Linked DNA regions of Homo sapiens: region 1 is linked to region 2. A link is a contact called in ENCODE Hi-C or POLR2A ChIA-PET data. All regions are on one chromosome and are shown on one strand. Each heading gives the region's core, a stretch centred on a gene start or an enhancer-like site at or near the end of the contact. The rest is flanking DNA. Distances are from core to core; before and after follow the strand shown.

Region 1 (3,025 bases), core at 433-2,932, 1.1 Mb before region 2:
GATCTTGGCTCACTGTAACCTCCGCCTCCTGGGTTCAAGTGATTCTCCTGCCTCAGCCTCCCAAGTAGCTATGATTACTGGTGCCTGCCACCACACCCAGCTAATTTTTGTATTTTTAGTAGAGATGGGGTTTCACTATGTTGGCCAGGCTGGTCTTGAACTCCTGACCTCAGGTGATCCACCCGCCTTGGCCTCTCAAAGTGCTGGGATTACAGGTGTGTGCCAACGCATCTGGTAGATTAGAACTAATTCTAATCCAATCCTGTGCATCTGGGGCTAAACATCCCCCAAATTGTTGGGCTTTCCCAGATTTGTCCATGATTCTACAAACTGGTGCTTCTGGCTAATTCTGATTTTCACAAGGGTCTGGAAATTGGAATATTTTTTCCACGCTAACTCTATGACCTGCAGTGTGGCTAACCAATCTAGACCAAACATGCAGCTCTGGATTGTTCAGGATTTAGTGTGCCAATTTAGATAGAAAGCTCAATTAATTAAAATAAAGAAGCACAGAGACCAAAAGTTCATTGAGTTCAAGTAGAATCAGCTCAATGGGTGGGAAAAAGAAAAAAGAATCAGTTCCTATAAAAAAGGACAGCATAGTTGCTAGAACCCTCTAGAGATGTACAGATATTAGATAGTTTTGGCAGGAAGTGGTGGCCAAAATACATGAAACAACAACCTGAAAAAATAAGAGTTAATCAGGGATTACAGCAGGGATGAAAACAAACAAGCCAAAAAGCCACAGCAACAACAAAAACAGGTGGAAGATAACAGGAAAATCTAATCTTCACTGCCCATGGGCTGGAATGTAATGTTTTGGCTATGTTTTTCTTCTTCTTTTTTTTTTTTTTTTTTTTGAGACGGAGTTTCGCTCTGTCACCCAGGCTGGAGTGCAGTGGCGCGATCTTGGCTCACTGCAAGCTCCGCCTCCTGGGTTCACGCCATTCTCCTGCCTCAGCCTCCCGAGTAGCTGGGACTACAGGCGTCCGCCAACACGCCCGGCTAGTTTTTTGTATTTTTAGTAGAAATGGGATTTCACCGTGTTATCCAGGATGGTCTCGATCTCCTGACCTCGTGATCTGCCCACCTCGGCCCCCCAAAGTGCTGGGATTACAGGCGTGAGCCACCGCGCCCGGCCTTGGCTATGTTTTTCTTGGTAAACATCTCTACTATCTGCTTTTGAAATGATGGAGCTACCTTTCAGTTTTAAAAACAATATATTTCAGGCATCTCAAGTAATCCACAATCTGGAGGCAAAAGTCAAGACTGAGTTGACAGAGCACAAATCTGTTTCATTTGACTACATTAAAGAGGTTTGCATTCTTTCAAGGGCTTACTAGCGAGTTGTTCAGAAGCAGTACTGACACGGGGGCCTGGGATTGTTGAGGGATGCTTATGCACAGAGAGGAAGGTTTGCTAATCCAGGAGCACTGAATCATCATGATGTAAACTTGCAGGACTTCATGGCTTCAGTGATACATCATTGATCTTTAATTCCAGTCCACAGAACTTTTTTTTATGGTAAGGAAAAGGATATGGGAAGAAAAAAGTATTATAAGCATGTTTCTCATATTTCTTCCCTCTTTTACCCTATAAATAAAAGAGCAAAGGTATTACTGAGCAAATGTTCTCTTGAAAAACTTGATTTCTTCTTATGCTTGGAAATTTTGCTATAGAGATAGTCATTGCTACTGTTTACAGTAGACATTCCAACCCTGAAAACTAAACTCTGAAGTATTTACTATGCTTAGATAAATCACATATTTGTCCTCATGAGTACAGCCTGTTCAGGTTTGTACATACCATTGCGTAATTCCCTAAGAACTCTTTCCAATTTAAAAGGATGACTTTGGACACCTTTGTGGAAGTTGATAGGAAAGATTTTTGCTCTTTAAAATACTTGTTAAATAGGCCAGTTAAAAGTATGCTTTGTACTGAATTTTGCCTTTATCAGTAAAGGCTCCAAGAATGTTGATAAAATAAGAGAAAAAGAAATTGGGCTTTTCTCCTGCCAGAATTGGAAGGGAGAGACCCAAAACTAAGAACGGAAAATCTGTCATAATAATGGCAGAATCCTCAAAAGAAGATACACAAATAAATGCAGCTGAGGAACCTGGAGACTTCCCTGGTTTCTGTCCCTTGTGAGACTTCAAATCATAAAATACCCTAATATCTTTCTGTAATCTTCTGTCATGTTCTAAAATGTCTAAAATATTGAAACAGTCCTTATTATCAGAAAAAAGTAATCATGAACAGAGCCCAGAATATGGTATAAAACATTACCTTACTGTTCTCATCATGTCATTGTTCAGTCCTACCTCCAAACAATGTCCCATGAGAAAACCCAGAAGACATCTCCCTCACTAAAGCATTGAGAAATGCATTAATAAATGGAGCACCTGCAACCTCTTTCAAAGGAGAGCTCTGTGGTTGCTCTCTTCTATAGGGTAGGTGGAAAATATGCCATTGACATGGTCTCCCCAATTTCAATGATGGGATGATGGGATCTCAGAGTGGCATAGGTAGGGGTGGCACTGAATCTCCAAGGACAAAGTAAATGCATCCACTGTAAAGGGCAATCAGAATGCTTTGGCCTGCAGACATATTTGATGGTGGTTAAGTTATGGTGTTCTTAGGAATGAAATAGATGGGCAATCTACCATTGTATTGCTTGATCTGTAACAGAGGGAAAAATTCTAGGTCTGGTAGCTAAAAACCTGATGAGTCACTGCAGTGGACAGTCATGGCCTCTTGTGTTGAGATCTAAGTCAATTCACAGAGCCAAAGCTCCTTGATTAAAGAGGAGGCTGGGAGCCAGGCACAGTGGCCCATGCCATCCCAGTGAGTCAGGAGGCTGAAGCAAGAGGATTGATTGCTTGAAGCCAGGAGTTTGACCTCAGACCCTACGAAAAAATTAATCTAAAATGTCGGGGCGCGGTGGCCCATGCCTCTAATCCGAGCACTTTGGGAGGCACAGGTGGGCAGATCACAAGGTCAGGAGTTTAAGACCAGCCTGGCCAAC
Region 2 (2,700 bases), core at 101-2,600:
CTCCAAAACAACAAATTCATATTCTGAGCCCAAAACTGTGCACCTCTTTTAGTGATGAGGACGGAGTCCAAATTGAGGACATCCCTTGTAGCTCACAATGCACACATATTCTCACATCAATAGCAACACAGAATGCAACTGATGACCAATATATATTCACAAATAATTGAGGACCATGGCTAAGAGTTGCATTCGGATTCCGATGTGACTGCTATTGTCCTTAACACGGACTAGCTCCAGGTGAGTCCCCCGGCCCCGGGGGTGTGGCGGGCGTCACCCGTTGTCCGGGCACACACCCCGCAGACCCAATCCTAGCCCGCTGGCTAGACCATGGAGGGCCGCTGGGTGCAGCCACAGAGCGCGGGGCCCCGGCGACCCCGCCCCGCTCCGCGTCACTCGGCGCCCTGCGGCGCGCGATGAGCACCTACCACTAGCGGAGCCGCGAGGGAGAGGCCGCGGCCCCTTCCCGTTGCCTGCGGCCACCGGCCGGCATTCAGAGCCCCTCGCCTGGCGCTAAATTTAAAAACGTAACACGAGCAGCAGGCTGGTCTCGGAAACGAAACGAAATTCGGTCCCTGGGCCTCCTCCCGGGCGCTGCCGGTCCCTCAGCGCGCCGCGCCACCCGGAACAGACCCTTCTCCCGCCATTTTCGGCGGGGCTGGGAGACTGAGGCCCGCGGCGCTGAGCCTGCGGCGCCCCGGAAGAGGCGGGCGGCATGGCCGCTGGCGTGGACTGCGGGGACGGGGTTGGCGCCCGGCAGCACGTGTTCCTGGTTTCAGGTAAACACGCGCGCCCGGGCGGCGGGGTCGGCCCAAGAACTGGCGGAGCGGCCCGCGACCCCGGGCGCGCCGCCCCCCACCCCGGTGGCTCCCACTACCCGGCCCGGCGCGGGATGGGATTCTCTCTGGGACAGCTGGCCCCGCATTTTGGTCACACGTCATAGCAAGCCGCGGTTTTCAAACCCGGAAGCGCCGAAAAGGACCGAGCGTGTTTCCCGGGCCCTGATCCCCGGTGGCTCGGGTGGGAGGGTGGAAGCCGACTCAGCCTGAGGGGAGCCACGCGGGTTCGCGGTCACCGGTGCGCTGCGGGCCCCGGAGGTTTCTGCCCTTGGTGTCCCCTACCTGGCAGCTGGCCCTGCTTCTGTGATCCTACTGGGTTGGAACCAGGGATCCAGTAGGCTCGAAGTGGCCTCAGACGGTGCGCAGTTTTAAGAAAGCAAAGGGACAGGCCTGCAGTGGCGAGGCAGGAGGGAAGCGGGATGGGAGTCGCGGTTAGGCCAAGGGTAGTTCAAAGCGATTCAGCAGGATGATGACCACAGGAGTGCTGGAGCCGGGCCTTTCAGCCCCCGTGTGGATGATGACCGGCCATCCAGGACATGCGAGGGCTTGGGACAGTGGACAGCCAGTGCCACACAAGGAAGGACCGATTAAATGACACAGTTAAAGGAATTTGGCCTAGGGAGTGCAAGCCAGAAAGGTTTGGTCTTTTTATATATGTAACATTGGAAAAAAGGAACATCTCCTGTTCCCTGTATTAAGTTTTGACTTTAGCTCAGCAAATGCAGTGTTTGTGGCAGTAAATATACTCTGATAACAATATTCTTTCCCAGGAATTTAGAGTTTTATGATGGTTATTGAAAATGTTTACATGACAGGCTGTCAATAATATTTTTTGCCTCTAAAAATAAAACATACATAAAGTGTACGGATTTTAAGTATGCAACTCACTGAACTTTTCATACGTATACACCACCCTAGTAACCATCCCCCAGTTCAAGATGTAGACTGTTTCCAATAACGCCTCATGCCTGTTCCTAGATAGCCCCAGGAACCTCTATGCTGACCTCTGTCACCAGAGATTAGTTTTGCCTGTTTGAATAAGAGTGTACCCTTTGTGTCTGGCTTCTTTCACTCTGAAAGATTCATCCTTGTTGTGAAATTCATTCATGTTGTAGCAGTTGTTTGGTTGGTTGGTTAGTTTTTTCATTGCTGCTTCTGTTTAATTGTATGAGTATCCATACTATGTATCTCTACTGTGGATGGACATTTGGGTTGTTTCCAGTTTGCAACTATTACAAGTTACACTTCTCAGAGCATTCCTTTAGGCGGCTTTTGGTAGACATGGGCACTCATATCTCTAGGGTGTATACCCTGGAGTGGAATGGCTGGTTCTAGTACTTGTGTGTAGAGCTGTAGTTGACAATGTTAAATGGTTTTCCAAAGTGGTTATACTGATTTATATTCCCACAAGCAGTGTATGAGAGTTCCCATTGCTGCACATCCTCGGTAAAAACGTTTGGGTGGTAAAACAGCTAATGCAAAATTCAGGGTTTTGACAGAATCTCGCAAAGGGCTACCCGTATACATGCTTTTCATTAGAAAAATCATCCTTTCTTCTCACTTCGTCACATCAAGACAATTAGATTTTCAGAGTAGGAACTCTAATCATTCTTTCAGAATCAAGTGCATTATTGTTATTTCAGATATACACAATAGCTGATGATAATTTGAGCTTCTTATTTTGTTGTTCTGTTTAATCAGTATTGACATCGTCATTTTATACGTGTGTTTGTGTCCTTGTATTAAACACAAAACCCTCAAAAGAATTAAATATTGATTGTATCCCTGAAAATTGTAGGTTTTAATATATCTACTGCTGGGTTGTGGGAAGAGTTTCAGTTGAGTTTCTGTTCAGAGCTGA

What was found. Hi-C counts contacts between places; a loop is a spot of excess contacts on that map. ChIA-PET counts read pairs that join two places held with the same protein, here RNA polymerase II (POLR2A). Pooled maps may share reads with other maps.
Region 1: a map of PC-9 shows a loop between it and region 2 (6-fold over the local background). The contact joins the enhancer-like site here to the promoter of RNASEH2B-AS1 in region 2. A Hi-C loop is called at or near these places in 6 of 168 maps with a recorded cell type or tissue (B cell, CD8-positive, alpha-beta T cell, IMR-90 and 2 more), 1 of 37 single-sample maps with no recorded cell type and 12 of 50 pooled maps. POLR2A ChIA-PET finds 5 or more read pairs at or near these places in 2 of 52 experiments (Caco-2 and HEK293T).

Annotation. Positions count from the first base shown.
Region 1 is chr13:49,856,954-49,859,978 of GRCh38, forward strand. No RefSeq gene overlaps it. Among named protein-coding and RNA genes, the nearest start is that of KPNA3, 66 kb to the left of the region's middle. Within about 2 kb of position 1,683, at least 10 of the 41 ENCODE cell types and tissues checked have a DNase peak (open chromatin) inside an H3K27ac peak, as active enhancers do; they include IMR-90 and PC-9, where a contact is called at or near this core.
Region 2 is chr13:50,909,362-50,912,061 of GRCh38, forward strand. It overlaps RNASEH2B-AS1 (RNASEH2B antisense RNA 1), which reads right to left and starts at 1,351. Exons shown (of 3, transcript NR_046552.1): 1 at 1,122-1,351. It overlaps RNASEH2B (ribonuclease H2 subunit B), which reads left to right and starts at 430. Exons shown (of 11, transcript NM_024570.4): 1 at 430-779. The coding sequence starts at 716. RefSeq lists silencers at 245-674, 685-924, 1,135-1,184.